Linked DNA regions of Homo sapiens: regions 2 and 3 are each linked to region 1. The links are chromatin loops, found by intact Hi-C in ENCODE. Cell type or tissue: heart left ventricle. All regions are shown on one strand. Links, peaks and the distances in the headings refer to the core of each region. The heading gives the core; the rest is flanking DNA.

Evidence for each region. Peaks named below come from ENCODE experiments on the same cell type or tissue, not always from the same donor. Only the 100,000 strongest peaks of a DNase experiment are listed, where the experiment ranks them.
Region 2: it touches region 1 in a loop (2.7-fold over the local background); 6 of 110 quality-filtered maps call a loop at or near these places.
Region 3: a loop joins it to region 1, with 2.8 times the contacts of the local background. A loop is called at or near these places in 6 of 110 quality-filtered maps.

Annotation. Positions count from the first base shown.
Region 1 is chr5:90,261,882-90,269,360 of GRCh38, reverse strand. The region is part of intron 1 of LINC01339 (long intergenic non-protein coding RNA 1339); the gene reads left to right. Among named protein-coding and RNA genes, the nearest start is that of LINC01339, 24 kb to the left of the region's middle. In heart left ventricle, for the core only: CTCF peaks have their summits at 3,697 and 3,897 (motif pointing right); a DNase peak (open chromatin) is centred at 3,930; H3K27ac peaks cover 196 bases.
Region 2 is chr5:89,992,133-89,999,611 of GRCh38, reverse strand. No RefSeq gene overlaps it. Among named protein-coding and RNA genes, the nearest start is that of MIR3660, 21 kb to the left of the region's middle. RefSeq lists an enhancer at 638-1,195. In heart left ventricle, for the core only: no CTCF peak of the experiment used is centred there; no DNase peak of the experiment used is centred there.
Region 3 is chr5:90,001,060-90,008,538 of GRCh38, reverse strand. No RefSeq gene overlaps it. Among named protein-coding and RNA genes, the nearest start is that of MIR3660, 12 kb to the left of the region's middle. In heart left ventricle, for the core only: no CTCF peak of the experiment used is centred there; no DNase peak of the experiment used is centred there.

The DNA.
Region 1 (7,479 bases), core at 1,023-6,022:
CACACACACTTCTCTGTAGAATTTTGTGGGTGGACACGGAATATTAAATTGTACAGAGAATGTTCACATTCTCCTTGAAACAAAGATTAATGGAGGTTCTTACGTACCATTTGTATTGCCTTTGCATTTCTAGAGTCTATGTAAGATACCCGTGATGAAAACATCAGAGAGAAGATTTTAGAAACAGGTAAAACAGAGTTGCTGTTTTACCTGTTTACCAGAAAATATCTAGCTTTATTTTTACTGAGGGATAAAAATACTTTATGCACATACATTTGAAATGAAAAGGTATAAATAAAAATGCAGTTGTAGAACAGAAAACCTGAAATAATAGATTATAATTTATTTGCTTTAGTATTCACAGGAGGTTAGTTTTTAGCTGTTTACATTAATATTACGTTTTTTTTTGTCAGGTAACCTCTGAGTCACAATATTTGATCACACTTAACACTGTTTTTAAAGGACAGAATTTAGGGTTTTTTTTTTGTTTGTTTTTAATAAATAGTATTCTATTGTCCTGAAAAAAGAATGATGTTATCATAGGCTTTTGTTCTGAACAAACTAATTCCCTGTTTGCCACTCATAATTTTTTAAAAATTATGATTAAAACACTAAATAATTCAGTTTAATTTACACAGAGCGAAATACATTTTTTTTGCTATAATTCAGAAATGTCAAGCCATTAAAGGGTTTTCGTAGGCAGAACCTGAAAAAGAAATGAGAAAGGAAGCGCCTAGAATGGCAAAAGATGTTGGGATTAGGAGGCTATTAATGGAGGGCCTAGAAGAAATAACAGTGAACACAAAATGTTGGTTTAGGCATGAAGTAAGCCCAGGAACACACTGGATGCACCTGCAATCACAGCAAAACCTATGTTAGTTTTTCTGTGATTGGGTTGGCTTTTCTGAAAAACAGGGATAATGGTAGAAAAATAAGTATAAGGCAAAAGCACAGTAAAATCTGCTTGGAAACCATTTATATTTGAAAATTATTTTTAAATGAAAAGATTATTTTCTGTGAAAGTTTAAATAATATATTGAATCAGATTTTAATGTAATAACTTAGCAAAAAAAACCCAAAACAGGGATGTTACTTAGGGGAAGTCACCCTTAATGTTCAGGAAAAATGCCATTTAATTGATAGCATCAATTGAGATCAAGCCATAATATGAAATCAAATTTTTCTAGAAAACTGACAAAAGATAATTTACCTTAAAGTCTTATGTAAAAAGAAGTAATTATACTGTACTTCAATAAAAATGGGAGAAAAAACACAAGAACATCAAGGTTTATGTATATAATTAAAATCTTTTTTCACCATCAGTCATTTTCATTTTCCAAATTGATACTATTTTTAAAAAATTAAATATGTATATATATATTTGTATTTTGACGATCATCTTCATCACGGTCATTCTTTGAACCAGGAAAAAATGAAATTATATTACAACTGTGCGACCAGACTGCTGAACAGGTTTGTTGAATTCTGTGTTGTGGGCTTAAGAACCAGCACGTGCCCTGGCGAAGTTCCTCTTGAACATGCTCCTGTTCTTCTGAGTCGGTGATTCAGGCACGGATGAGTTCAAGTTCGTTTACACAGGGGCTCTTTCTTTCTGGCTCTTAGTATGTAAATTTGTGAATACTATATAGACAATGATGAATGGTACCTTGATTAATTAAGTCTGTGAATGCTATTTTATTTTAGAGACTAAAAGGGTAAACTTCTATGTTGTCTAAATGTTGTTGGCTAGTGGGGGAAGGGACCAGAAAACAAGGCCATCTTTCCTATATTTGGCTTCTAACTACACTCTGTTATGATTTAAAAAAACTGAAGCTCAGACATTATTTTATTTTTAGTGCCCCCAGATGCCTTAATCAGGGTGCCTTTTTGTTATTGTTTTTCTGCAAACTTCCAGACTTTTCATAATGTATTACCCGAACCCTCTATTAGAGAGATGACAACAAAGTAATGTGGCAAGTATTAGCCTGAGTTTGCTTTCTTCATCAAGAGAAAAGCTATTAGAAATAAAATGCCAGCAGTTTTTTCAAAAACTGGTTTAGAGACCGATAGTTCTCAAAGCATGGTCCCTGGACAAGCAAGCATAACATTGCCTAGAACTTGATAAAAATGCAAATCAGTAGGGCCTACTGAAGCCCTACGGAATCAGGAACCCTGGAAATATGCTCAGCAATCTGTGTTTTTACAGGCCCTCTGGGCTTGTGAGCTCAAGTTTGGGAAAGGATGTCTAGAGAGCAGGGTTCTTGTTTCAGTTCTGCCATTTTCTAACCATTAGGTCTTGGTAAATTCACTTAACTTTTCTGAACCTTTGGTTCTCCCATCCATAAAGTGGGAGATGATCAACAATGGCTCTTCCAGTTCTAACATTCTGTAAATCTGGGATTCTAATTACTTGGTGAAAGAAAATTCATTAGGGAAAAACAATGCCTAGACATCTGGCTACAGTGATAAATCTGATATTGCTCAGTTATATACAACTTCCACATGTTTAATGTACAGTACAGTGATCCTTCTCAATCCTCATTAATTCTGTGTCTTCCTTGTAGCTGTTACTGTAAAATAAAATGAGCCTGCTAAATAACTCAAGACCACTTCAATTGCAAATAAGTAGAATAGATAACAGTGATCTTACTTTTAATTGCTGAAGATGATATAAAGCATCAGTGATATTATAAAGTGTAATTCAAAAGTACACAACTTTCATTAGAAGACCTTCCTCCCAAATTCATCATAAGCCGAAATAATGCTCAGAAAGTATGTAATTAAGTCTATAAGCAGTAATAGAGTGATGTGACCCCTTTTTACATTCAGTAACATATTTAAAGTTAAAAAATGATAAACATAAATTTTACTAAAGATCTGCTGAAACACACTTCTAGTACTCTGATGGAGATTAGTTGGCTCAAATGGCCAAAGGGCAAATCTTTTACTGTAAGATTTTCTATTCTCCTAAAAGTAACTTTCGAAGTGCAACATGTTTTTCAATTCATTCAGAGGTATGTTACATGGTTTGGGAAGCTATAGCTTTACTGAAAAATGCTATATGTATGTTTTTGTTAGTATTAGATGTGAACATGAATATTTAGATCATATAAACTGGGATGCAGGTCTGCTCTAAGTGGCTATGAACCCTGGGTACTGAGAAGTGCAGGTGCTGACATCTTGTGTATTTTTGTAATGTTAATACTGCAGACAAATTAACCTTCTTCATCCCATTATTGTACTAATCTGAGTCATTATTTAAATGTAAAAAACATGCCAATTTTTAAAAGACACACCAATGATAAATCTGCTTTGACTAATGTGAAGTAACTGGACAGAAGATTCCTGATGTTAAAGAGAAAAATGCACACACAACACACCACACACATGTGACATGGGTATGATCTGACTTTCCTTGTCTGGGTCTGTTCATAATTTCATTCAATAGAGTTGAATACAATATACACTTGGTTGCTTTGTTTAAAAGCCTCTAGCCGTGTATGTTCTTGCTTTTTTCTTATACAATAGAATGCTAGTAATTGTAAGCTTGTTTATGATATTGTGGAAGCAATATGAATATGATAGTTTTTATTATTTTTGTAGCTTATATTCTTGGTTTATATAAATCAGGCAGCTATTTTAAAAAATATATTTGCAAGTGAGGTCTTGAAGAAGCTTCATATAAAATTATATGATGCATTTCAATTGAGGGTGACTCTTCAGTATTTTGAAGACAGTTATCATGTACTGTCACTTATAATAAATAATTGCAAATTGTTTTCTTTTGGCTTTAGGTGGACACCGAAATTCTTTGCCTGAAAACCTTTTAAAAATATGAAAACAAGACAAAAAATGGCTGGGTTTTCTTTTAGAGTGGCAATGTCATTTGTCCAGAAGGGGGAGCTCTCAGTCCGCATGCAGCGGAGCAAGGCAGACAGTCTGGTATCTTATCTGCTGCTTGGGAAATTGTCTGACAGGAAAATATCAACACAAACCATGCGATTTGCCGCTGGAGCACGCTGGACCTCATCTGCTTAAAAAGATGCACGGATATAGTCATCACAGTTCATAATTTAATAAACTGCTAAAAAAACCACACATTTTCATTTTAGCGACTTTGGTCTCACAACTAAATTCACATTGCTACAAAGACATTTGAATTTTGCACTAATATGTCATGAGCACTGCACCCATTGCAAATTAATGAGTCTCTGAATAGCACTGTGCATTTGTCATTTGAATTTATGCTAATGCAGTGAGGTCTCCTGGTGATGCTGATAGTCCATAGCAGCTGCTTGAACCACAAAATATATCGGCACTTCCCTTCTACTTTATATTGCTACCTCCTTTTTTGGCTTTTCTGGCCTGTCACTTAGGCAGAAATTCTGTAACTGGTTATTGATAGGGCTGCTAATTATCTGTGACTTTACACTATTGGCCTAACCCCCAACACTGAGAAGAAGTAATGGATCAGTGTTGAGAGAATTATGTACATCACATAGAGACAGTCTCAGACCAGGAGGTCAGGAGGAGTTCACTGAGAACCAATGGTATTTATAAAGGATGTTATATGTAAATTGGCAATATTTTTTCAGTGATATCATGTCATTTATATCAATAAATCAATCTAAGAAAGTGACTGTAATTTTTGTAACCGTAATGAACAGCATTTATATGTGTGTGCAAAAATAGAAGGGGGTCCTTTCATTTTTTTCCTTTTCTAGTCACATTGCAATCTGAAAAAATGATCATCAGGGATGCAGAGTCTTCATTATGGTTCTACAAACTGCCTGTTGGTCAAAGAGATGGGGTAACAAAGAATCCAGTGATGGGATTATTGGAGTAAGGGGAGGGAGAAGCGCAAATAACTATTTTTATGGGACAAGTTCATGACAAAGGGGTCCCAGTGTCTGTTGTTGTTTTCTTTCCCAAGTCTTAATTGTGAAATCAAATTTTTTTCTTAGATTAGTGCTTCCATTTGACATGCTTCTAGAAGTAAGAATGAGGTATGTAGAATTTATCCTAATGGATTCAGGAAATCAAATTTGGTGTTTAGAAATAAGGCAAAAATTAAGCAGAAAATTAAAAGCTAAAAACAAAAGTATACATCTGGATTATACATCTTATAGAAAACTGTTCCTGATTTTAAGAAATGCTTTTTCACCTAGGGCCAAATTTTTTTCTTTCAAATAAAAAATTTTAAAAGAGATAAACAAATATACATTCTGGTTAAAATGTAGCATGGTTAGCATTAATTTCCTAGGTTGTAAATGAAGCGGAGAAAAGAAAGAGTCAATTCCTGAAATACTTTGAGGAGAAAAACACATTCCAAGACTGATGTGTATAATTGTTAGTGATGTCAGGAAGTACAGAGTGTAAAAGTCAAAATGACCTGTTTATCTCCAGTAGTGCCCAAGAGCAAAAAGACTCATTTCTGAACAATGAAACTCACAAAAGAAAGAGGATTTTTTATCCTGACTCTACAGCCTAGTAAGCTGCTCAGAGCACAAGCAGAAGATGCAAACATTCCTTTTTATCTCTACCTGTTGGCCTCAACCTAAGGGTTAAAGGGCCACTCTAGAGAAAGAAACTTGACTGGGAAGGCAGCAAATAGATTCTTTACTACAGCTCCTCCGTTTTCCATCAAGGAGAGGAGACGTTTTCACTCTTCTTGGAAAAACTTTGAAATGTAAACTGTTTCGATTGATGGCTCCTTCTGGCCCTGGCAACTCTTTTTGGTAGCTGGTGCTCTTTCTGTAATACTTGTTAAAAACGACTCCGTAGCAAAGATGTTGTTTTTTATATGATTTTTTTTTAAGTCAGCGCATGTGTGCGTACAGACAGGCTCTCATCTTGCACGGCGGAGACTGGCAGGTGAACACCTACTCCTGTTGCCCTTATTCATTTGCAATACTTTATAAGATTAGTCTCTTTGAAAGCTGTTTTCAGTCTAAACTGTCAATCCTCTTCGAATGTGGTCCCTCTCACTGTGAATGACTTCTTAGAACTTGTGAGAACACTGTGGCCTGAAAGTCCCTTCCTAGCCCAGAGAGTCCTCCATGCGTCACTGATAACTTGCCCCTAAACTTTCTACAGTAAGGTTGCCTGGGGACAGCTTTAAAGAACCAGATACGCAGCTAAGGTATCATATGTTTAGAGCAGTCTTTATGTACACAATTTCTGCCACTACCCACATGATTTTAATCATACTATCTTAGGGTAGAAATTTCATTTTCATTCAGTTATCTATGAAATGACCTTGTGTACATAATTTTTAATATTCTTATAGTATTCTTAAGCTACATCCATTTGGAAAGAATTAAGGTGGTGAAATTGATCAATCTGCTTAAACCAATTGATTTAGATTGTGAAATCAGTCAAACTGCATAAACCAGTGTGAAAAATACCCATTTTAGTCTAAATGTTGATTGCTTATATTGATCTGCTAGACTTACTGTGGTTAAATTATTTCTTTGTTCTGTGCTAGTCAGGTTCATGAGTTATGTGTTCTTATTTGTTGCGGACTTATTTTTCTTTGTCTGATCATATTGAATGCATTATGCTACTCTTCTCTGTTTTGCTACTGTTGCTTTCCTGAAGGGGTATATTCCCTTGTATGCACCATGATGAGGAAAGCTCCGTGGTGACCTGTTTCCCAGTGAAGCCACCTTTTCCACTCTTAGTTCTCCCACTTGCCAGCTACTGTATCCACTCACAGCACACTCTGAGATAGTGAGGCTGCAAATCAATAAAGATTTGACTTATTAAGGGTTAAGCCAGGCACTGATTAAGTGTATGATCTTAAGTTCAAGAAGCCACACTGGCTGTAGTCCTCTTCAGCCAAATGGCTGCTCAGGTGCTTAGACGTAACTCTTTCCCTCCATTCCTATACATATACATGCATACATACGTATATATATATATATATATATATACACACACACACACACACACACACACACACACACACACGCACATATATACACATTCTCTCATATATTCTCATATATAAGAGTGTGTATATATATATATGATGGAATGTGTATATATGTATATATGCGCATATATATACATATATACACATTCCCTCATATATATGCACATATATATACATATAATGTGTATATATGTATATACATGTGTATATATACATCTACATACACAAAGTTAGACTGGAATTATACTCTGTTATTTTTAGTTTTTAAAATTACAGATAAATAAGAAACACTTGAGTAAAGTTATCAGAGAAGATTCTCAACACATGTTCAAATTATTTGCTGAAATATAGGTAAAGTTAATCCCCCCAAGTCAATATGAATTATTTAATTTCCCTCTATGGCACTAAAAATTTAAGTAACGATTTTATTTTATCTTAACATACAAGTACATATGTTCTTGGTGCGCTGTGATTCCTGTGAAGTATGTACAAGCCTTCCACCAAGGTCTCTGCCTTCAAGACACTTACAATCAAGTATAAAA
Region 2 (7,479 bases), core at 1,540-6,539, 270 kb after region 1:
TCACCTTCACTGAAAATTAATTTCCATGTAAAATATTTTATATATTTTATACTCATGGATTTTTAAAAGTTAAAAACTATACCATTATTAAATTACTTGGAAAATTATATATATACGTGTGTGTGTGTGTGTGTGTGTATATATGTATATATATATATATATATATATATATATATATATATATACCTGTATCTATATATGTCTTTCTCTTAATATGCACACACACACATTTTCTATCCTAGGCTAGACTTTCAACCAATTTTGTGTGAATTTTAATGTTCATAGCAAAAACAGGCTTTTTTTTTCCACTTAAGGAGTTACAGTCTTACCTTTTAAAATTTCCCAATAGAGTTTCACAGAATAAAAATGATTCTTTTATAGAAGAAAAAAATGCCTTTCCCCTTTCATTTTTATCTGTACTATAAATGTCTATTTAGTTCCCATGGAAATGCAAACTCAAGTTTAGAATATCTATGTGCATGTGTTTGTATATGTGTATGAGAAAAAGCATGCATGATAAAACCCCCAGTCATGAAGACTAAAACGCTGTTTCTGATGATAAGATCAAATGAGTTTGGCAAGAAGATCCTTTTGTACTCCATGGAACAAGCTCAAAGGGCTATGGGTGGTAAAGATGTAGCAGAGTAAAGAAAGGTTCTCCAGGAAACATGTGGCATGTTTGAATTATTTTAATGCATTTTATGAAGTTTTCATTGTGTGAAAAATTATATGTGATTTCCTTTACCAGAAGCCTCAAAAATGATGACATAAGGTAGAACAAGGCAGGGCCAAGCTGAAGTCTGGCTTAGGTATCTAAAGGCTCAAGCTGAGCCAGGGATACTGCTCAGATACCAGAACTGTAATATGCAGACCGTGTTCCAGCCCTAGGGGACTAACTGTGATTGTTCTGCAATCTTTAAAAACCCCAGGGATTCCACAGCCATAGAATCCTGGCCTTTTTCCCTACCGGAATGCTAACACTTAAAGAGTCTTCCTAGATAAAACTCTACCTGTTATTTCTTTCACTTCTTTCAGAAACAGATAGCACAGCTAAATTCAGACACTAAGCTCCAGCCAGGGTCAAAGAGCAATTCATGTTATCAAGTAAGACACTCTGCATGTGTTGACAAGAATGTCATTGATGCAGATGAGGATGCTATCTAGTATTTTTGTTTTGTTCCCACAATACTTTTATTCATCAAAATTCGGAGGTATTAATTTGGTAAAAAGTTCCAAATAAGAAAACATGCCAACTTTAATGCAATTGTTCTTGATACCATCATTTTATCTTCATGAAAACAAACAGAATATTGCTGTCTTCGAATTTTTAAAGACCAAAAAGATTATTGCTTTGTCTAAAACAATAATGTTGTATAAAATCATAAAAATCTTAGAGATAACAGGTCATGTAATCAAAATAATCTTTCTAAAATAGATATATTTATCGACTTTCTTAATTAATGACATTGAACTTTGATTTTCCCACATTCACTATCAGAGAATTTAGCAAGTAGAAAAGCACTTCATTTATTGATGGCTAATTTTAACAGAGAATTTCCCCTTAGAGTGAGCTGTCCTTATTTTCTGCATAATCAAGTATGTGTCACTTTCACTTGACTATCACAAATTGTTACAGCACCATCAATGAACTTAATCGTCCCAAGTACTTAAAATCAGTTAAGCACTGCATTTTCATGTCAAGAAATGAAGAAAAATTAAACCTCTAGCTTTTGGTTATCATCCTTGTATGTTTATACTTTGAGCACCAGTGCATCCCAACAGAGAGCAATGATAGATAAAAATTGATCAGACAAAATTTAGAAGACATTGCCTTTTCTAAAGGTAAGCATCCCAAGAAGCAATGTGGCAAATGGTGCTGAAGCCATGAGCCCATTTCCAGTGCCTCTCCAGAGAGATGGAGACAAACAAATAAATAGACCAAACTAGAAAAACTGTAGTCACATGCATAGGAGAAAGGAACAGATGTCAAGCTCACTGACTAAAGCTAGAGGCTGGTACAGACTATTTTCACCCACCTTGCCCTATCACATGAAAGACAAGTAAAGAGAAATGACCAAGGCTCTAGTTATCCTTCAAGATCCATCAAAGCTCAAATGGATTTTCATATGCCTTTACTGCCTCTAAAGAACCTCCCACTCCCTTTTTGTGTCTTACTACATTCTGCACAAACATCCAGCACAGCACCTGCAACAGGATTGGGTCCACCGGTCAGCAGGTTTAGCAGCCTCAAACAGGTGGTAAGAGCTACTGGATGGTAGACATCATGTCTTATTAAACTCTGGATAGGCTGTAGCATAGTTCCCAACACAGGAGGTAACCAATTTATATTACTGGAGGAAGGAAGGAAAAAGGGAGAACATTCTCTCATTGCAAGACGCGTACTTCCTCTTTATGAGCAGCAACTTTCTCCCAGATAGTAATTCACCTTCATTGGCTTGAACTTTGTAGTTCTTTCTGTCCCTCTGGTTTTGAAATCTTATCTCTCAGAGCCTAACCTATGAAAGCGCAAAATGCAATCAGGTTCAGTGAGTAGATGCACTTCAGAAGCAAGGCGAAATCGTTCATTATAGCTTGTTTTATGACTCTGCTTTATGGTTTACAGTGGCAAAAGAGTGAAAGAATGATGCAACACATGGTATATAACCATTATCATTGAAGCAATTTAAATTGCTTTCTGTGAGTACACTGTCACTGATCTAATTCTTACTAAATGTTAAGTAGGTTTCTGTGCTAAAAATATATTGAGCTGAAACAGTGGATTAAGAATGATGTTGTTCTAAAATCCCATCTTGTAATTTTCATTTAATGGGTCTAAATTCCTTGAAGTCTCAGACTTTAAAATTGACTTGCAGAGATCTTAAGTTATGGCTCTGAATCCCTTTGGAGGAGGTGCTTATGAATATTAACTGTACTTTAGGATGCACTGTGTTGGTACAAGACTCATTTGAGCACAGAATTAGTGAGAGGTGAATGATGAATAATAGGCTCAGTGTGTGGAGTTTAAATATTCCAAAGAACAGACTCTGTATGATATTGTAAAATGTCTTGTAGCTTCATTTCTGATTTTGAAATGTTACAGTGCTTGCTTATTGTCACAGCATGATCTTCAGCACAGTTGGATAGTGCTTTTTTAAAGTAATGCAAGTGCATGAATGTCAGAAATACCTTCAAATATCGGGGACTACATCTTTAAGGAGTGCATTTGGCATTAAGCAGCCTTTTCCAGCTAATGAATTTCTCAAGTTACAAGAATAATGGCCTTTTTAATCTTAGCAAGAGTAATTAAACAGACATTTGTTATTAATGATGTTGTTAATGGCAGAAGATATTGAATTCTCACTTTAGATATTATATTGCTTGAGAGTGATTATTTTGAATATCAGACATATGAGTGTATAGTAGTGTTAAAAGTACAATATCTCCTTAAGAACATTGTAAAGTACTATTCTTTAACATAGAGAAAAATGCCTTAACTTTTATTAATACCAAGAGAAGTAAACATTTCCAAACTGAGGCCGAACACACTTTCAGGGACAAAGAGCATTTGTTTGATTAATCCTACATATCAATTGAAAGTTGTTTTCTTCTATTGAAATATTTATGTGTGTTTCAGTCAGGGTCTCCAAAGAAACAGAACTAGGGTAACATAGTTATGTAACAGGAAATTTATTATGGGAAATGGCTCATGCAGTTATGGAGGCTGGTAAGTCCTACAATATGCCATGTGCAAGCTGAAGAATTAGGAAAGCTAGTGTGTAATTCAGTTCAAGTACAAAGGGCTGAGGATAAGGGAAACCATTGGTATAAGTCCAAGTCAAAGTCCAAAGGCTGGAGAACTAGGAGCTCCATTGCCCAAGGGCAGGAGAAGATGGATGTCCCATTTCAGGAAGAGAAAGTGAATTCACTCTTCATCTGCCTTTTTGTTCTATTTGAGGCATTAAAGGATTGGATGATACCTGCCCACATTGGTGAAGCAATCTTCTTTATTCAGTCTACTAATTCAAATGCCAATTTCATCTGGAAACACCCTGACAGGCATACATAGAAATGATGCTTGACCAGCTAGATGGGCATCCCTTAGCCCAGTTATGTTGACACACAAAAAAATTAACCATCACAATGTGGCAGCCCACAGCTTGAGAGAGAACTGCTTACACTATGTCTGCTTTAAAATAGAGAGGGAGATGATATTGCCTAGTGTATTTCTCCTTCCTGATAGTTTCCTCAATTCTGCTCAGAAATCCACCCTATCCTCACCTTCAGAAGGTCATCCTAATTACTCAGTTCATTCATTTGTTCAACAAATACTTACTGTGTACCAATTATGACCAGGCACTATTTTATGTGCTGGGGTTATAGCTGTAAAAACAGCACAGAACAAAATAAAACAAAACAAAAATATCACAAATAACAAAAGCAAATATACCAGAAGTCAAAAATTCCTATGTATTATGAATGGGGTTAATGAGTTAGTCAAGACAGAGCCAATCAGGCTGCAGTATCCCCAGTGACTCTTATGGTCCAGTGCCAGCAGTGGCGTATGGGCCATATTGCCTCAATCACACCAGAGAGGAGAGATTTTATTTCTGCTTGGAGGAAAGAAATGCTTGCTCTGTCCCCTTCTAAACTAGTGGCCCAGTTGCCACTGGCATCCATATTGTGGTTCTGAGGGAAACTCAGCTTAAGGTGAATCAAAACCTAAGGACAACTATGGGAGTTTCTACTTCCTGCGCTAAAGAATCTGAACAGATATAAATTGTTTTATTAAAATTAAACACTTTTGTAACATAAATGTATGGCTATGCTCTTTATTGTAAGCATATGAGTTAGGGCTTGATCTTAATGGGATTGAGGGCAAATAAAAGATGCTTTGTGAATTTGAGGATCAGAGTAAAGGGCATACTTACAGCAGACATTGAGGAAGCTGCAAGGATTAGTTAGCATGTACTGATGGGAGTCATGGGATTGGATTTTGAGGATGTTTGATCAAGAGAGCTGGAACATAAGACTGCATGAGCAAGAGTTCATTTACTTAAGGGCATTTTATCTGCACATGGGATTTAACACCCTGCCAAGGATCCCAGAGAAAAGGGAAAACTTATTGTTAGAATAACTCTCAGGGGTAGCAGTCACAAAGCTGGTATCTTCACAAGCTCATGGGAATGATGAGGCTCTGAAGAAATGGAGCTGATGTGTCATCATTTAAGCATTAAAAGCCAGGGGATTACTATTATTTTAAGAATTGGCAAAGTCCAAGGAACAGCCAAGAAGGCTGTCCACAGGGCAGTTTGGTGGCTAATAGAACATGGTACTCCTAGGTCAAAAATAGACAGATATTTTGTGTGTTACTTAACATACACAATAAAAAGAAGACAAGGACAGATGAGCAGGCATTTGAGGGTGGTTGCCCCAAAAGGAAGTCACATTGTCTTGTCCAGTTTCAAGACCTGAGTCAGTTTTTTGACACAGAATCCAATAACTGATGTGATGGCTAGATCCCCCAGAGAACACGTGGTATTACAATGTCATGTATTTACTGTATGATTCCTCTGATATTTCCCCAAATGGATCTATGAGTATTTACATTGGTGCCCATACACTGGAGAAAGAGGAATGCCAGATATTCTCAGAGCTGTTGCACATAGGGTCTCAACTGACAATACCTGGAGATCTGAAGCATTATCATGTCCCTGTTCAAGTTCAGGGAATACATGGGCCAAATAATCAATGGAGTCTTGGGTAAATTCTTAGAGTACGTTCACCCAAATGTCATTTCTTCAATTCCCAAGTGTAAAATTGAAATACTCAGCAGTTGGAATAACCCCAGTTGAATTTTTGGCCTGTGGAGTAAGAGCTATCAGAGAATGCCAAGTAGAAGCTTTTGGGATTGCCTCCTCTTTCAACCAAGAGAGTAAATAAAAAATAGTATTGACTCTGGGAGGGATAGAAGAGATTAGAATCACCCTCAAGAACCTTAAGGATGCAGGAGTGGTGCTCTCTATCATTTCTCTATTTAATTCACAAGTCTAGTCCCTACAGAAACCAAATAGAATGTCTATAGACTACTATAAACTCAACCAAGTAATATTCTTGATTGCAGCTGCTGTGTTGGACGTAATATCTTTGCTAGAATAGATTAATGAATTCTTGGGCATATGGCATGAGGCTTTGAGACAGCAAACTCATTCTTTTTATTGCAATTAGAATAAAAGAATCTGAAATAATTTGCATTCACAAGGAAAGGACAATAGTATACACTTAATATTTTGCCCTAGGTATATGTTAATGCTTCAACTCTCTCACATAAGATAGTCAGAAAAGATCTGGACCATCTAGACATCCCACAGAGCATCATATTGATCTATTAAATTGATGATACCATGCTGATAAAAAAGAATGAGCAAGAGGTGGCTAGGATGCTGGAGGTTTTGGTAAGACACATGTGTCCCAGGGGTTGGGAGATACACCTTTTGAAGATTCAGGGACCCGACACTTTTGTAGTTTTTAGGGGTTCAGTGGTCAAGTGCATGCCAGGTTTTTCATCTAAAATAAAAGACAAATTGGTGCATGTATCCTCTACTAAAAAAGAAGGTATAACATTTGGTAAGCCTCTTTGCATTTTGGAGGTAATATCTTCCATACTTAGACATATTGTTTCAGCGGATATCCTAAATGATACAAAAGACTTATAGCTTTGTGTGGGGCCTGGAACAGGAAAGGGCTATGTGGCAGATTCAGACGCAAGGCAAGCAAATGTTTTCTTTGGGTATGCTATCTAGCAGATCCTATGATGCTGGAGGTGTCAGTGGTGGGAAAAGGTACAGTGTAAAACTTATGTCAAGCCCATTGGGAGAATCATCCCAAAGGCTCTAGGGTTCTAGAGAACCAAAGGCTCTAGGGTTATAGAGAAAGGCTATGCCATCAACAGAGGGGTAGCATCTGCCTCATGATGTTACTAGACCCTTGTAGAGACTCATATGAGCTGGGTTCTGTTGGATCCCTCAAGGCATTGAGTGAAACCAGCATCAGTTGATCATAATAAATGATTAATTTGCATTGACCCTGAGCAGACAAGTGAGGATGAGAAATCTGCATGAGCAGGTAGCTTAGACGTCATTGACTTTTCACGTCAGCCACAGGGTTGCACCAGCAGCTTTCCTCAGCTCACATCTATGACCATAGGGGCAATGCAGGTGTCCTTCATGACTGCTGAAGAAGCAGAACAAGTCCAAGCTTAACTTACAGATGGGTTGGTTCAGTATATGGGTCAAACCAAAAATAGACGTGGTTGCTTTATAAGCTACACTCAGACAATGGTGAGAGAAATCTTTCCAATGTCAGAGTTTCAAGTGGTACAGCTATTTTGTGTGGAAGAAGTAGCTTGAAGTGAGAATATATACAGAGTCATGAGCAATTCAAATAACCTGGCTGGCTTCTCAGGGGCCTGGAAAACTGAAG
Region 3 (7,479 bases), core at 1,624-6,623, 260 kb after region 1:
TTACTATTTACTGTGAATTGATTAACAGTATACTTTGTCTAAGAGAAATTGGTACATTTTCACATTTATTGAGCTGCTGCAGAGGGTTCTCACTCTAACTGAGGACATCACTCGGCATCATGACATTGCCAACTACATCATTTCATATACCACCTCTTCCTGATGTCATGAATTCCCTCTGGATTTGAACTGTGGCTTGTCTCATTCAGAGTCAAGTTTTACTTTTAGAGTTGTTCCTAGGTTGGTCCTAGATCCTTTTTGTGGCTCACTGTGGAGGTCTCTCGATGGCTTGTACTTGAATCAGCTAGGATGTGACACAAGACTTTTAAATATTCTGTAGTAGATATTCATTTTCTCTCATGTGGAGTAGATTCCCAAACAATTAAAGAGTAATGTATGAGAGAACCTACAAATTCATTACATGAGATTTAAGGAGAAGCTTCCTTGAAGAATTTGCAAATTGGTGAATAAGATTGTTCCTAGAAATTTAAACTGTAAAATTTTTACATAACTGTATCAAAGCTGGGAAACACTAAGTTGCTTCAAAAGTAAGCCATTGAAAACTTGGTCTTCCTCCTGAATGAAGGTGCTAAAGAAATAATTTGTCAAATAATGAGAGTATTCATACATGAAGTATAGAGAAAGGAAAGTCATAAACTTTAGATGTGCCCTTGTATACAACTTGCCCAAGGGAGGGAGCTGTAATTAGCCAAAAAGTCTTTGGAACTCTGTGATCACATTTGCTAAACCATACTTTCCAAGGAAAAGTCTATAGCAGAGTGTAGCCAACAACCTTCAGCTCTTCCTGTTCTAATAGAAACACCATCACCATTGTCTAAAAACAGATACAAAAGCCTCTCTTATCCTGACACCGTTAAACATTGATTTTGGTAACAAAATCCTCTTGTTCTAATTCCATGTTCATGGAGCAAGCTCTTAATTATTATATGGTTTCCCAGATAGGCCTCACTTTAGAGAGAAAATTGGCTGATCATTTAGACATGAGTATTCTGATTACTGAAGTATACATATTTCTCACTGTAAATTAATACCTTAGTATTTTGATTATAATTTTATTCCCCATATGTTCTTTATTTAAAGCCATACTGAATGTAGTTTTAAAATGCAGAGCCTTCTTATTTGGAACATACAGAGTCATTTCTTAAATGGTTAAGATGTAAAACTGTAGTTTTATATTTTACTATCCTTAATATACACATGATCGATTTAGGTTATTTGCTATATTTTTGTATATAAATAATTCTATGAGCACCTCTATACATATTTGATGAAGACATGCAATGGTGTCACTGAGATAAATTCAAAGAAGTTATGTCCCATGTTTCTTAATTTCTAGACAGTCTCCTATCATGTTCTTTACATATGTATTCTAACATATGTAAAGAAGTGTTGCATTGGAGCATATATAGCAGCCTCATGATTCATTCAGTGGAGGGTTAACATGAGTCTGCCTTGAAGAGATGGATTTGCTATTGTGTCTTGAAAAAAGTAATATTTGGGTTTGCATGTCTAAGGAGCAAAGCCTTAAGGAAAATTCTCAAAGACCATGTATGAGACCTTGATCCTTCTGATGAAAACTTCCCAGGGATATTCAAATATTGCCATATACTTATAAATGTGTATTATCCCTTCCATGATTTACATTGGTAATGGACAGAAAACTTTATAAAACTGCCTAATTCTCCCCACCATAGTTACCCTCCCAATACTCTGATTACAGCATAGCTTCCTGACTTTCTGCTTAATCCAGAGCTAAAGAATTGGTCATATAATTCTCTCACATCTTTTTTTTTTTTTTTTGAGATGGTGTCTCACTCTATCGCCAGGCTGGAGTGGTGCAGTGGCACAATCTAGGTTCACTGCAACCTCCACTTCCTGGGTTCAAGCGATTTTTCCTGCCTCAGCCTCCCGAGTAGCTGGGATTACAGATGCGTGCCACCATGCCCAGCTAATTTTTGTACTTTTAGTAGAGATGGGGTTTCACCATGTTGGCCAGGATGGTCTCGATCTCTTGCTGTTATCCGCCAGCCTCGGCCTCCCAAACTGCTGGGATTACAGGTGTGAGCCACTGTGCCCGGCCCAATTCTCTCATATCTTACTTCAATTGCTCCTGTTATATTTCTCACTCATATAGTCTTTTTAAAATTATTATTATTTCAATAGTTTTGGGGTAACAGGTGGTGTTTGATTACGTGGATAAGTTCTTCAGTGGTGATTTCTGAAATTGTAGTGCCCCCATCACTCAAGCAATGTACATCGTAACTAGTGTGTCGTCTTTTGTCCCTTCCCACCTTCCCACCACTCCTTCCTGAGTCCCCAGAGTCCATTATATCATTATTATGCCTTTTCATCTGCATAGCTTAGCTCCCACTTATAAGTGAGAACATACGATGTTAGGTTTTTCCATTCCTGAGTTACATCACTTAAGAATAATGGTTTCCAGTTCCATTCAGTTGCTGCAAATGCTATTATTTTGTTCCATCTTATGGCTGAGTAATATGCCATGGTGTGTGTGTGTGTGTGTGTGTGTGTGTGTGTATCATATACATACATATATATATGTATATATATATGTATATATATATGTATATATATAACATTTTGTGAATCTACTTGTTGGTTGATGGATATTTAGGCTGTTTCCATATCTCTGCAATTGCGAATTGTGCTGCTGTAAACATGGGTGTGCAAATGTCTTTTTCATACGACTTATTTTCCTATGGGTAGATAGCCAGTAGTGGGATAGCTGAATCAAATAGTAGTTCTACTTTTAGTTGTTTAAGGAATCTTCACACTGTGTTCCATAGTGGTTGTACTAGTTTACATTCCCACCAGCAGTGTAAAAGTATTCCCTTTTCACCACATCCATGCCAACGTCTATTCTCTGATTTTTAAAATTATGGCCATTCTTGCAGGAGTAAGGTATTACCTCATTGTGGTTTTGATTTGGATTTCCTTGATAATTAGTGATGTTGGGCATTTTTTTTAATGTTTGTTGTCCATTTGTATATCTGCTTTTTAGAATTGTCTGTTCATGTCCTTAGCCAACTTTTTGTTGGGATTATTTGTTTTTTCTTACTGATTTGTTTGAGTTCCTTGTAGACTCTGGATATTAGTTCTTTGTCAGATACATAGTTTGCAAATATTTTCTCCCATTCTGTGGATTGTCTGTTTACTCTATTGATTATTTTTTTTTCCCGTGCAGAAGCCTTTTAGTTTAATGAAATGTCATCTATTTATCTTTGTTTCTGTTGCATTTGTTTTTTGGGTTCTTGGTCATGAACTCTTTGCCTAAGCTAATGTCTAAAAAGAGTTTTTCCAATGTCATGTTCTAGAATTTTTATGGTTTTGGGTCTTAGATTTAAGTCTTTGATCCATCTTGAGTTGATTTTTGTAGGAGGTGAGAGATAAGGATCTAGTTTCATTCTTCTACATGTGACTTGCCAATTATCTCATCACCATTTGTTGAAAAGGGTGTCCTTTCCCCACTTTATGTTTCTGTTTGCTTTGTCAAAGATCAGTTGGTTGCATTTGGCTTTATTTCTGGGTTCTCTCTTCTGTTCCATTGGTCTATGTGCTTGTTTTTAGATCAGTACCATGTTGTTTTGGTTAACCGTAGCCTTATAGTATAGTTTGAAGTTAGGCAACGTGATACCTCCAGATTTGTTCTTTTTGCCTAGTATTGCTTTGGCTATGTGGGCTCTTTTTGTTCTATGTGAATTTTAGGATTTTTTTTTCCAGTTTTGTGAAAGATGATGATAGTATTTTCATGAAAATTGCATTACATTTATAGATTGTTTTTGGTAGTATGGTCGTTTTCACAATATTGATTCTACCCATCCATGAGCATGGGATGTGTTTCCATTTGTTAGTGTCATCAGTGATTTCTTTCAGCAGTGTTTTGTAGTTTTCCTTGTAGCGATATTTTACCTCCTTGCTAAGGTATACTCCTAAGTATTTTATTTTATTTTTTCAGCTGTTGTAAAAGAGGTTGAATTATTGATTTGATTCTCGACTTGGCTGCTTTGTTGCAAAAAGGGTTGAGTTATAGATTTGATTCTCAACTTGGTCACTGATTTGTGTAGCACTGCTATACGCCAGCAGCGATTTTGTATCCTGAAACCTTGCTGAATTCATTTATCAGATCTAGGAGCTTTTTGGATGAGTCTTTAGGGTTTTCAAAGGTATGCCATTATATCATTGGCCAACTGTGACAGTTTGACTTCCTCTTTACTGATTTGAATGCCCTTTATTTCTTTCTCTTGTCTGATTACTCTGGCCAGGAAGGACTTCCAGTACCATATTGAATAGAAGTGGTGAAGGTGGACATCCTTGTCTTGTTCAAGTTCTCAGGAGAAATGCTTTCAACTTTTCATTCAGTATAGTGTTGGCCGTGGGTTTGTTATAGATGACTTTTATTACCTTAAGCTATGTTTATCCATGCCGATATTGCTGGTGGTTTTAATCATAAAGGGATGCTAGATTTTGACAAATGCTTTTTCTGCATTTATTGAGATGATAATATGATTTTTGTTTTTAATTGTGCTGTATCACATTTATTGGTTTCTGTATATTCAACCAACCAACCTTACATCCCTGGTATAAACCCCACTTAGTCATTGTGGATTATCTCTTTGATATGCTATTGGATTTGGTTATTTAAAATTTTGTTCAGAATTTTTGCATCCATGTTAATCAGGGATATTGGTCTGTATTTTTGTTGTTGCTGTTGTTGTTATTATGTCCTTTCCTGGTTTTGGAATTAGGATAATACTGGCTTCATAGAATGATTTAGGGAAGATTCCCGCTTTCTCTATCTTTGGGAGTAATTTCCGATTCTTCTTTGAATGTCTGATAGAATTCAGCTATACATTTATCTGGCCCTGGATTTTTGTTGTTGTTGTTGTTGTTGTTGTTGGGATTTTGTTTTTATTACAGTTTCAGTCTTGCTGCTTGTTATTCGTCTGTTCAGAGTTTCTGTTAATATTTCTTCCTGGTTTAATCTAGGAGTGTTGTATATTTCCAGGAATTTATCCATCTCTTCTAGGTTTTCTAGTTTGTGTGGATAATAATCTTCATAGTAGCCTTCAATAATCTTTTGTTTTCTTTGATGTTGATGGTACTATCTCACATTTCATTTCTAATTGAGCTTATTTGGATCTTTTCTTTTCTTGGTTAATCTTGCTAATGGTCTATCAATTTTGTTTACTATTTCAAAGAACCAGCTTTTTTCATTTATCATATATATATACACACATATATAAATATATATACATATATATATATATATAGTTTCAATTTCATTTAGCTCTGCTCTGATCTTTCTTATTTCTTTCCTTCTGCTGGGTCCAGGTTCGGTTTGTTCCTGTTTCTCTAGTTCCTTGAGATATGAGCTTAGATTATTTATTTGTGCTTTTTCAGACTTTTTGATACAGGCATTTAATGCTCTGAGCTTTCCTCATAGAACCACTTTTATTGTATCCCAGAGGTTTTGATAGGTTGTGCCACTATTATTGTTCAGTTCAAATAATTTTTAAATTTCCATCTTGATTTCCTTGTTTCCCAAAGATCATTCAAGAGCAGATTATTTAATTTCTATGTTTTTGTATAGTTTTGAGGGTTCCTTTTGCAGTTAATTTCCAATTTTATTCCACTGTGGGCTGGGAGAGTACTTCTTGAAACTTTTATTTTGTTAAATTTATCAGGACTTATGTGGGCTATTAAATGGTCTATCTTGGAGAATGTTCCCATGTGCTGATGAAAGGAATGTGCATTCTGCAGTTGTTGGGTAGAATATTCTGTAAATATCTCTTAAGTTCATTGTTTTCAGGTATAGTTTAAGTCCATTGTTTCTTTTTTGACTTTCTGTCTTGATGACCTGTCTAGTGCTGTCAGTGGAGTATTGTCGTCCCCAGTGTTATTGTGTTGCCATCTATCTCATTTCTTTAGTCTAGTAGTAATTGTTTTATAAATTTAGGAGCTCCAGTGTTAGGTGCATATATATTTAGGATTGTGATGTTTTCCTGCTGGACTAATCCTTTTGTCATTATGTAATGTCACTATCTTTTTAAGTGTTGTTGCTTTGAAGTCTGTTTAGTCTGATGTAAGTGTAGCTATGCTTGCTTGCTTTTGGTTTCTGTTTGTTTGAAATATCTTTTTCCATCCCTTCACCTTAAATTAATGTGAGTACTTATGTGTTAGGTGAGTCCCTTGAAGACAGCAGATATTTGGTTGGTGGATTTTTATTCATTCTGCCATGCTGTGTTTTTTAAGTGGAACATTTAGGCCATTTACATTCATATTAGTGTGGAGATGTGAGGTACTGTTTTATTCATCATGGTGGTGTTTGTCTGAATACTTTTTTTTCATTGTGTTATTGTTTTATAGGCCCTGTGAGATTTATGCTTTAAGGAGGTTTTATTTTGGTGTATTTTGAGGTTTTGTTTCAAGATGTTTAGAACTCCTTTTAGCATGTCTTGTAGTGCTGTCTTCATAGTGGCAAATTCTCTCAGCATTTGTTTGTCTAAAAAAATACCTTATCTCTACTTCATTTATGAGGCTTAGTTTCACTGAATACAAAATTCTTGGCTGTCAATTATTTTGTTTGAAGAGGCTAAAGATAGGAACCCAATTCGTTCTGGCTTGCAGGGTGTCTGCTGAGAAATCCGCTGTTAATCTGATCATTTTCCTTTAGGTTACCTGATGCTTTTGCTTCACAGCTCTTAATATTCTTTCCTTCATCTTGACTTTAGATATCCTGATTACTATGTGTCTAGGTGTTGATCTTTTTGTGATGAATTTCCCAGGAGTTGTTTGAGCTTCTTGTATTTGGATGTCTACATCTCTAGAAAGACCAGGGCAGTTTTTCTTGATTATTCCCTCGAATAAATTTTCCAAATATTTATATTTCTCTTCTTCCTCAGGAATACCAATTATTCTTAATATTTGGTTGTTTAACATAATCCCAAATTTCTTGGAGGCCTTGTTCATTTAAAAAAAAGTTTTTTTGTCTTTGTCAAACTGGGTTAATTTGAAAGCCTTGTCATTGAGCTCTGAAGTTCTTTCTTCTACTTGCTCAATTCTGTTGTTGAAACTTTCCAGTGTATTTTGCATTTCTCTTAAGTGTGTCTTTCCTTTCCAGAAGTAGTGATTGTGTTTTCTTTATGCTATCTATTTATCTGGAGAGTTTTCCATCCATATCTTGTATTTTTAAAAAATATTTTTAAGTTGATTTTCACCTTTCCCTGGTGCCTCCTTGAGTAGCTTAATAATCAACCTTCTAAATTCTTTCTCTGCCAATTCAGAGATTTCTTCTTGGTTTGGATCCATTGCTGAAGAGCTAGTGTGATCTTTTAGGGGTGTATAGAATCTCGTTTGGTCATATTACCAGAATTACTATTCTAGTTCGTTCTCATTTGGGTAGACTGTTTCGGTGAAAATTTCTGGAACTCAAGGGCT